2 separate regions of the Homo sapiens genome follow, and region 1 is linked to region 2. A link is an interaction called in ENCODE POLR2A ChIA-PET data of the cell type or tissue named here. Cell type or tissue: HepG2. All regions are shown on one strand. Each heading gives the region's core, and the rest is flanking DNA. Links, peaks and the distances in the headings are about the cores only. Region 1 holds the start of LINC02942 (long intergenic non-protein coding RNA 2942). Region 2 holds the start of C4BPA (complement component 4 binding protein alpha).

Evidence for each region. Peaks named below come from ENCODE experiments on the same cell type or tissue, not always from the same donor. Only the 100,000 strongest peaks of a DNase experiment are listed, where the experiment ranks them.
Region 1: POLR2A ChIA-PET joins it to region 2 with 6 read pairs; 2 of 35 experiments call an interaction of 5 or more read pairs at or near these places.

The regions. Positions count from the first base shown.
Region 1 is chr1:207,239,481-207,244,863 of GRCh38, reverse strand. It overlaps LINC02942 (long intergenic non-protein coding RNA 2942), which reads right to left and starts at 4,752. Exons shown (of 4, transcript NR_186170.1): 1 at 4,671-4,752; 2 at 328-431. The region is part of intron 1 of LOC107985251 (a long non-coding RNA gene); the gene reads left to right. In HepG2, for the core only: no CTCF peak of the experiment used is centred there; DNase peaks (open chromatin) are centred at 3,113, 3,453 and 3,953; H3K4me3 peaks cover 568 bases.
Region 2 is chr1:207,101,789-207,107,171 of GRCh38, reverse strand. C4BPA (complement component 4 binding protein alpha) reads right to left here and starts at 2,939. Exons shown (of 12, transcript NM_000715.4): 1 at 2,742-2,939. In HepG2, for the core only: no CTCF peak of the experiment used is centred there; a DNase peak (open chromatin) is centred at 2,981.

The DNA of each region.
Region 1 (5,383 bases), core at 197-5,196, 140 kb before region 2:
TAGCATCTTATGAACCTCAGAAAAAACACATTTGGACACTGATAATTAATAAAAGGGATAAGAAATCTTGCTGAATTTTGTCTTTTCTTTCTCCGCTACTCTTGATACCACTGCTATCACCACCCCATCACGTCAACCAGCATTACCACTAGCTGAGTGGTAGCTGTTATTTACTAGCTGATATTTACTGAACACTTGCTAGATGTCAGCCTACGTGTCAAGCGTATTACATGCATTATTTCATGTAAGCCTTCAGCAACCCTGTAGGAGCATATTTGCTGTAGAGATAAGGAAGCTGAGGGATGGAGAAGCTGAATCACACAGCACCTTTTAAGACGCAGAGCCAAGATGTGAACCCAGGGCATCTAATTCCAGTTTCTGAGCTCTCTCTTTCTATGCAACAGGACTTCTCTTCTTGCCTCGGTTTTCCCCTGTGTAAAATAAAAGCAGTGATGATGACTTAGCTCCTGGAATTGTTCTGGGTAAAATAATGTAAATAACCTTTTAAGAAATATTTTGCTTATTCTGTCATAACAGTCATTTGACCAACAGTGGGGTCAACCCCATAGGTCAACTATCTCACGAAAGGTTTTGGACTACATATAAACTGGGGAGTAATGGTGCTATTTCTTGGATATTTGAAATTGAACCATGACCCACCTCACTCAGACTCAAGCACTGACCCATGGCAACTGCCTCTGGCTGGGAGGAACACTTCCCTCCAAGTCACTTCTGAGCCACTCTGTAGTGGTTAGCTGCTCAGCACTATTTTGGCTGGGGAGTTTGGATTCCCGTTGCGTTGAGAAGCTAGAGATGAACAACCTGCAAACCTGCAGATGTTAGCTGCTCCAGTCAGAGCATATCCTTGCTTGCATTCACACTGCATTAGAGTGCTGAGTGAGGAATTCACTAATATTTTCATAGTGTCAGTGTGTAATCCGGGGAAGCGAATTGCAAACTTGGATAGTGAGAGAGACAGAGGGCAGAGGGGAGAAGGGGAGGAAGAGACGGAGAGGGAGGGAGAGAGAAAGAGGGTGTTTTCTTCTGATTCATTAAAGAAAGCAGCACAGAACTAAAGGGATTTATTGGAAGACTTTTATGCTTCCCAATCAATGCCATTGCCAATAAAATAACATGACATAATTCACAAAGGGGATGCCTTCCCTCACATTACCATGTGGCTAAGAATTAAGGAAAGTGGGTATGTGTATAAGTATTTGGAGGAAGCAGAATTGACTTCTCACCTTCTATAGAACTATTTCTTTCAATAATTTAAAATATTTTAAAAATGTAAGCCGGGCTCAGTGACTCATGCCTGTAATCCTAGCATTTTGGGAGGCCAAGGCAGGCAGATCACTTGAGGCCAGGAGTTGGAGACCAGCCTGGCCGACATGGTGAAACCCCATCTTTACTAAAATACAAAAATTACTCGGCATGGTGGCACTTGCCTGTAATTCCAGCTACTTGGGAGGCTGAGGCATGAGAATCACTTGAACCTGGGAGGCAGAGGTTGCAATGAGCTGAGATCCTACCACTGCACTCCAGCCTGGGTGGGCAACGGAGCGAGACCCTGTCTCTAAATAAATAAGTAAATAAAAACGTATGTATAAATGCTTACTATAATTTGTCAGGTAATGTTTTAACCATTTAACAAATATAAACTCCCCCAACAACCACATGAGATAGGCATTATTATTATCCTCATTTTACAAATGACAAAACAGAACCACAGAGAGGTAAATCTACTTGCCCAAAGTCACACAGCTAGTGAGGAGCAGTCAGTTTAGTTTTGCTCCACGTGGTCTGTGTTCTTTACAACTTGCTGCCTGTGCTACTTGAGGGCAATGAAGGACCTTTAGACATAAAGTCAGCAGCAGAGGAGACTTTTTTTTAACTGAAGTTATTTGAGAAGTGTTTTGTGATAAAGAGACATTGCCCTGTGAAAACTTGCAAGAACTGCACAAACTCAGAATCTGCAAGCACTTCCCTACGTACCAACCTCAACAATACCCTGTGTTTTGCATTTATAGAAAACAATTTGCAGTGGCTCACGCCTGTAATCCCAGCACTTTGGGAGGCTGAGGCGGGCAGATGACGAGGTCAGGAGATCGAGACCATCCTGGCTAACACGGTGAAACCCCGTCTCACTAAAAATACACTAAAATTAGCTGGGTTTGGTGGCGGGCGCCTGTAGTCCCAGCTACTCGGGAGGCTGAGGCAGGAGAATGGCGTGAACCCAGAAGGCGGAGCTTGCAGTGAGCTGAGATCATGCCACTGCACTCCAGCCTGGGCGACAGAGCGAGACTCTGTCTCAAAACAAACAAACAAACAAACAAAAATTTTAAGGAAAAAAATTTAAGTATTTGAATAATGAAAATTACTTACCAAACTGCAAAAATAAAACCTTGTATTTATATAATGTTTTATGGTTTACAGAGAACTTTTACACATACCTTATAAATGTAGGTTCTAGTTCGTTTTCTCAGAATTTGTGACAACAATAAAAATTTCACTTTTGCTTTCTGGATGGTAAAATGTGACAGCCAATTGTTAAACAAAAATACAGCAGGTGATAATGAACTCATTTAAGAGGTAAAGGAATTTTAAGCACTTTTGTATTTATATTTATATGTAAGGAAGCGAAGCTGCCTGCACTTCATCTTTATCTGTTTACTAGGGTAGATCCCCAGGAATATACACAAACCAAGTTTTTTTAATCCCCTAGTAATGGTATTAGCATATACTTAAAAGTATTAAAACTTAAAAAAATTGTAGTTAAACATTCCTTAAATAAAATGGAAGTTAATAAACAATTTATTATACCATTAATAAAATAATTAATTTGTTAATAAACAACATTAATAAAATAATTTATTATGCCTCCCACAAATTGGTGTAAATTACTACAATTTGACCATACTTATAAAATTCCTAACATGGAATAAATATCTTTGCAATTGATTGATGTAAACTACCTTCCTTTCATTGATTGTGCACTTTACCCAGGCTTTCCTGGGGCCCTGTGCACTAGGAATGCCTGGCTCACGGTGTAGGCTGGATAGGCATGAGATACAGGGATGGGAGGGTGGTTTGCTCCCTGACGCAGGCCTCATGGTACATGTTGACCTGCACTGACAGAAGCCCGAAGGTCACAGATTCCACCTAGAAACAACTAAAGGAAAGAGAGAGAACTAGCAGCAGCCTCTGCCAAACTGGAGGTCAGCTGTCCAATAGCCAGTAGCAGCTACACCCTGGGGCAAAGTCAGGTCAAGACCAAGCTCTGCATTAAGGAAGAGCTCAGGGCAAGAGGGTGGAATCAGGGTTCCTAGAATCAACTGAGTCAAAGGACACTCAAAACTTCAATTTTAGCATCAGGGGCTCTGATGCAAGGAGTAAGTAACCTTGTGGAACTCTGAAGCCATTTAGCAATAGAACCCTAATCTTTTCCTTACAGGATAGGAGCTGTACTTAAAAGAGATTGTTATCTAGGAATGTAAGTAATTCATTTTTGAGTGAAAAAACAAATAAGGGATGGAAAAAAAGGACTTTGGTTCAGAGTGGGCAGGCTCAGTCACCCTTAAAGCAAACCTTGAGTGTGATAAGTCTGAGTGTGAGATCCACTCGAGTCAGGAAATCACAGCGTGAGAGAAAGCCATCCTGAGCAGCACTGCCTACTTAGGACAAGGTGTGGCTTCAGTTATGAATTTGGACTGCCAACAGAAGGATGAAATTAAAAAACAAACAAAACAAAATTGATGAGGAAAGTTACATTTCCTTCCAAAAGTTCTAAAGCCTGAGGGGGAAAGAGAAATACGGAAAAAAAAAAAAAAAAACCTCAAGAATACAGACAGGCCTGACAAAATTACTCAGACAATATTTGAGTGGGACATTCCTTTTTGTTTTTCCTGATTTACCTAAGTCACCTAATGAGTCACACTTTGGTGCCATTCTGGTCTGTTAAAAGAGGGAAATGTGGTGCCTGAAGCACTGAAAAGCATGCAGGAGCATGTGGCTGCAAGTGGGAACATACACAGACAGCAAGATTCCATCAGACCTGAAGAATGCTTGCATGGTTTTCAATCAGCCAAAAGCCACACTCAGCCTGGTGTTATGTCTCTGAAAAAAGGCAGTAAAAGATAAGCTGTTTATGTACATAATTATAATTCATGGGAAATAATACTTGAATAATAATATAATAATAATAAATATGCTGATTTTTACTACAAGAAGATGAGTTTTGGGAAAGGCCTGAAAATGACCTGCCTACCTAGTTCAGCTGCAAAGACTGTTACAGGAGTTCAAAATCCAAAGCACTTAGTTCTCATTTACCAAAAGTAACTCGGTAAATTATGATGTAACATTTATTACAGCATGATTAAATTTTAACCTCCCTAAAAAGAAGGAAAGCACATAAGTTCGTCATGAATTGACTTAACTTTAGAAGAGACTCTAAGACAATAACTGAATATTAGTTAGAAAAAACAAGGAATTTAGAGCGTTCGTTAGATGACTCTTTTACCTATTAGGCACCTCTATGTTCTAAGCACTTTCCATAAATGATCACATTTAGTCTTATGACAGCCTATGGTTTTTTAAAATCACCTTTCCAGAAAAGTGTAGGTGACATTTGGCCAAAACTTTACAGATAATAGGTGCCTGAGCCTCATTACCTGAGCCTTGTTATCACCTTCTCCCGCATGCTTTTCAGTGCTTCAGGCACCACACTTCCCTCTTTCAACAGATCAGAATGGCACCAAGTGTGACTTATTAGGTGACTTAGGTAAATCAGGAAAAACCACAAGGAATGTCCCACTCAAATATTGTCTGAGTAATTTTGTCAGGCCTGTCTGTACCCAAATAAGTGGTTCAGCCACTTATCTGTAAAGTTTTAGCCACTTATTTGGTTCACGAATCTGAATCAAATCTGTGCTTTCCACTAAAACCTAGTGCTTTTACCTTTCTTGCTTTTTTAAAAATGTTGGAATTATTTATTTTTGTGGGTACATAGTAGGTATATTTATTTATAGGGTACATGAAGTGTTTTGATACAGGCATGCAATATGTAATAATTACATCATGGAGAATGGGGTGTCCATCCCCTCAAGCGTTTATCCTTTTTGTGACAGACAATCCAATTATACTCTTTTAGTTATTTTTAAATGTACAACTAAATTATTATTGACTATAGTCACTCTGTTGTGATATCAAATACTAGGTCTTATTCATTCATTCATTCTATTTTTTTGTACCAATTAACCATCCCCACATCCCCCACCAGCTCACCCCCGATACCCTTCCTAGCCTCTGGTAATCATCCTTCTACACTCTCTATCTCCATGAGTTCAATTGTTTTGATTTTTTAGATCCCACAAAGAAGTGAGAA
Region 2 (5,383 bases), core at 227-5,226:
TTTACTCACTATTCAGATCAAATGTCACCTCCTTGGTGAAGCATTGCCTGACTTCATCATGAAATGCCAGTGTTTTCTGTTCTTCTAGTACTTGGCTAATACCTTAATTGTAGCATTGTTTTGTATCCTAACTATCTATTTGCTTTTGCCTCCCGAAATACATTGTGAATTCCTTGAAGACAAGGAAGGTGTTTATTCAACTTTCCATCTCTAACGTGGTATTGTAATTGGTCTATATAACCCCGTGACTCCTTTGTTAAAAAAAAACATTTGCAAGGTCAGTTTTATCACGCAGATTATCATCTGCTTTTTTGCAGATGCAGAGGAAGAGAAAAGAGTTCCTCCTTATTTCGCAGAGATTTCTTTCACTGCCTTTAGAAAGACCTAATTTGAGCACCAGAATTTAACTAGCTTAAAACTTACACAGAGGAGGCCGGGTGCAGTGGCTCACGCCTGTAATCCCAGCACTTTGGGAGGCCAAGGCAGGCAGATCACGAGGTCAGGAAGTCGAGACCATCCTGGCTAACACGGTGAAACCCTGTCTCTACTAAAAAGACAAAAAATTAGCTGGGCGTGGTGGCGGGCGCCTGTAGTCCCAGCTACTCGGGAGGCTGAGGCAGGAGAATGGCCTGTGAACCCGGGAGACGGAGCTTGCAGTGAGCAGAGATTGCACCACCGCACTCCAGTCTGGGCAACAAAGCGAGACTCCGTTTCAAAAAAAAAAAAAAAACTTACACGGAGGAAGGAATAAGACAGAATAAACAATAATAAATCTAAAAGGAATGAAAGTCAATTTAATTTTATCTTTAGAATGAGAATGACTGTCTCACTGAGGACCAAATGAAATAATGTGTGTGAAATGCTTTGTCAGTTTTGAAGAGAGATAATACAGTGACTAGACTTCCCTAACAAACCATCAGGATGCATCCTAACTCTTCTCCAACTACGGCATTTGCAGTTCACCATAACTACTCCTGGTGGTCCCTCAGCAGAAACCAGCTGGCCACAGAGTATGGGAATGGAGGCTAGAACTTGCGAGCTGAGAAGACACAAGTTGGAGTTCCAGCAATACCACAGTCTAAGTCTGTGATCTTGAAGAAGCTATATCAGCTTCTTGGATATCAGTTCCCTCCATCTCTAAAATAATGACATTAAACCTAGATGAACAAATTCTGCAATTCTGTAACTGCTCACTGAAAAGCTGAGACTACTCTAGCCAACTTTCATATTTCAAGGACTTCACCTTTTAAATTCCTGCAGAAATGGAACCAACTCAAGAACTTTAGTCAGCATGGCGGGTCCCTTGTGAAAAATAATATCAGCACTTAGCAATGCAGTGCAATTTGAGAGTCACTGGAAAAATCTTTAGTCCTCAAATTTCTCCTTCCATGAGAAGTTACTTTTTAAGTTAATATTTATTTTGTCTAACTTCCCCCTTTTAAAATGCAGATACCTTGTGAAAGGATAGTATTTTTCTCCAGTCTCGGGCTGAGTGTCTTCTTCCTTATACCTGGGCTCTCAATTATATCACTTACAAACTCCAGAAAGAACTGGCTCCCACACTTTCCCCACCCTTCCTAGAATCTCTTTTTTTTTTCTTTTTTTTTTTTTTTTGAGGTGGAGTTTCACTCTTGTTGCCCAGACTAGAGTGCAATGGCACGATCTCAGCTCACCCCAACCTCTGCCTCCCTGGTTCAAATGATCCTCCTGCCTCAGCCTCCCAAGTAGCTGGGATTACAGACATGTGCCACCATGCCTGGCTAATTTTGTAATTTTAGTAGAGACAGGGGTTCTCCATGTTGGTCAGGCTGGTCTCGAACTCCCGACCTCAGGTGATCCGCCAGCCTCGGCCTCCCAAAGTGCTGGGATTACAGGAGTGAGCCACCGTACCTGGCCAAATCTCTTTATTTTTCTATCAGCCCCTTTATTCTGTGCTCATACTACATTCAAACATATCTCTAAGCTTAATGCCAACCTTCTTTGATGCTTCTGCCTCTTCTGTAGTCTACTTTTTATTCTTTTGGTGTTACCATATTTAGAGATAGAATAGGAATCAGCAAAGAGACAAGTGGTTGAAGAATTAAAATGAGGACCAGAATGGTACTGTATCCTGGCCAACCAAGGAAGAAGAGAATTTCAAGAAGGAAGGGTTATCAGCATCGTCAAATTCAGAAAGTAAAGAAGATGAGGACGACTAAGACTGCTAGCTTCAGAAACCAACTGGAGGCTGGCCAGTGTCCTCCTTATTACCAAATCTAAACATCTTTGCTGTCAGTGGTGGAGGAGATTTGGAGTGGTTAATCAAATCTCAAAATAGAAATGGCCCCAGTTTTCAGAATGTAGACTAAGAAAAGCAAGCTTCCTGTGAACCCTTTGAAAAGTCTGATTGACCCCTTGCCTCAACTCTGATGTGGGAAGGTGGTGAAAGATCAACAAACCAACACATCTGTCTTTTAGATACAGTAACAAGAGCAACACCTTACACCTCTTCTTCTTTAGCTTATTTTATTAGAATGCAATATTATTCCTCCATTTATAATTTTTAAAACTTGAGGTTCAGATAGGGTTTAAAGTACGTCTCAAGTCTTACATCCCCCTAATACAGTGCTCCTGAAAAGATTTCTGCTGAAAACACCTCCAAGCTTTTGTCTCTGTTTTATCCTTCTAATCCTGCACTCCTTAAAGGGCCAAACCACCAGCCTTTCCTCCAAGCTTCCCCAAGGGTTTAGTAGTCCACCGACCTTTGGTAGTTGAGGAAGAGCAGAAGACTCTATGATGATATCTGGGATAGTTTCTCAAAGAAGAAAACTGCCTTGATCTATGTAGTCCTGGTTCCTCCCCAGATCAGAGTTTATCATAATACCCTGAAGTTGACTGGTAATTGCTCCACCAAAGAGTCCCTGAATTTCAGCCATGTGGTTGGCTGGTCAAGGACGGTTGATGGAAATAGATGGGCAGAAACTTTTGACGGGCCCAATGAATGATTAACAGCAGAAATAAAGCAGCACTGTTTACCTAAGCTCCTTCCTCTTTGCTAGTCCTCATTCTTCGTAACATGTCGCAATCGTTTATTTTCTCCTCTGCCAACCATTTCCCCTAAGTGGAAAGGTAATTTGAATTTGAAGCCAGAATTCTTTTTTCTTTTCATAAACACATAAGGGTTATGGCAAGACACAGTCCAGCTAGCCTGGAAACCTTGGATACTGCGAGGTTCAGAGAGCCTCCGCAAAAATGATCCACTTTCCATGACACTAGGTCCAGTATGCTTTCCTGGAGTTTGAAAACTGATATTCTTGCCCAGAGCTCGTCTCTATCCCACCCCAAGGAATTACAAAAGGTGGGGAATTTATCAAACATGCATTGGGTTTCCACTATGTGCTGAGTTATCTAGAACGTATTTGGAGTTCAGCAAATGTTAACTGCTACTACATGTCAGGCACCAGAGGGCCTCCAAAAATTGATCTATCCAGTGCGCTCAGAAGAACGCAATGAAGGACCGGCCATGTTTCCTCTCGCATAGATCTAAAAAGACCACAAGCACTTACATAGTCCAATTAAGCTACTAATCCTCAAGGTTAAGATTTGTGTGCTCAGAAGATTGCTATTAAAAGGCAATTCTTTCTGAGAACTTCACTTTTTCTGTAATAAATACTGAAAGTCCCAGAAGAGTTTCAGAAAAGGAACTAAACTACAACAGGTTGAGTTAATCAAGGAAGTTTCTACAGAAGATGTGAGATTTGGATAAAAGGTAGAAATTATTAGATAAAAGTGGTAAGGATATTAGATGTAAAGAAACCATGCGCTAGGTCACCAAGGTGAGACACTGATTTGACCAGAATGAAGATAGAGGAGGATTCCAGATTGCACAGTCTTGAGACTAAATTGGAAGAAATATCACCTTTAAAGCTGCTATTTCTTTAAAGTACCGTTTTCCAATGTATTGAAGTCCTTTCGTTTACTTTCCACAGTGACTCTTGCAGATTTTTCTCTCCAGGTCACCAAATTGTCACATTCCCTCTCAGCAGATGCTCTTACCTCCTACTTTACTAAAAATCATTCTACCTTAGCTTCATCAATGTCAAATTTTCCCTCCTATTCACTCCTCATTCCGAGGAGAATTGTTTCTTCTTTTCCTGCCTCATTTTCAATGCATCTCTCATCCTGAAATGTCCCTTCAATTTTGCCAATACCTCAAATTCCACCTTTCTTCTTTAGTGTGATGCTGAACTTCTCAAAGGTGTGACTTGTTCTACCTGCCTGTTCTTTCTCATTCATCACTCCACCTGTTGCTTTCCCATCTGGCTTCTACCACTCTTCTACTGACATGTCTCTCTGAGGCACGCCCTTAGGTCCAAGTCCAAAATATCTTTAATTCATTTCTTAGGATCTGTCTGCAGCCTTTGTCACTGCTGATCATTTCCTTTCTGAAACTCTCTTCTCCTTTGGCTTCCATGACACTAAACTTACCTGATTCCCTTAACTTAACTAATTTCTCTTTCTTAGTTACTGTTACCTTCTCTTCCTCCTTCTCATTCCTAAATATAGATATATCTCAGGCTCTTCTTTTTTTAAAAAAATTATCTTCGCAATTTTAATGATCTTGCCTTCTGTCACAGCTTTAACTATTACCAGTAAGAAGACTAGCCAGCACTACATTATTATTTCTGATTACTCTCCGAAACTCAAGACTTACTTTCTTAGGTTTTGTTTTTTTTTTCCCCCCACTGGACATCTTGCAAGCACTTCACCCTCAGCACATCCAAAGAGGAATTTCTCATTTCCGGCCAACAAGCTTCACTTTCTGACCCCAGCTTTTTCTGACCTCTGGTTCTCGGGAATAAAATTTCAGATTCACTTTTGAACTCTTCCTCTCCCTCACCCTTCAATGTTTGATTAGTTGACAGGTTGTTTTGATACAAGTTTTCAATATCTCTCGTGTCTGCTGCTGCTTTTTCATTTCTGCTGCCACCAAACCAGTTCAGGTTGATAATGCCTCCCATATGGACTATTGTAGGAGTCCTTTCGTTGGTTTCTCTTAGTTCTTTTCCCTCATCAACCAATACTACAACCAACATTGTGAGAGAAATCTTTCTTTATGTTCTGTCCTTATTACTTCATTGTTTGCAAGGCTTCCATGTCTTCATGGTCTGACTGCCAAAAAACAAATGTATATTCTCTGCCTACCAAAAACAAGTGTATATTCTCTAGCACGTCATTCAAAAGCCTCCATAAACTGGCTTTGACTTATCTTTCCAGCCACCTTCTCTCTCACCAATTTCCATGCTTCATCTAGGCCAGTCCAGGCTATGTGCAAGTTCCTAAACATATCCCATTTTTTCTGCCTCTGTGCAATGCCTTCTAAAATTATTATTAGAAATTCATT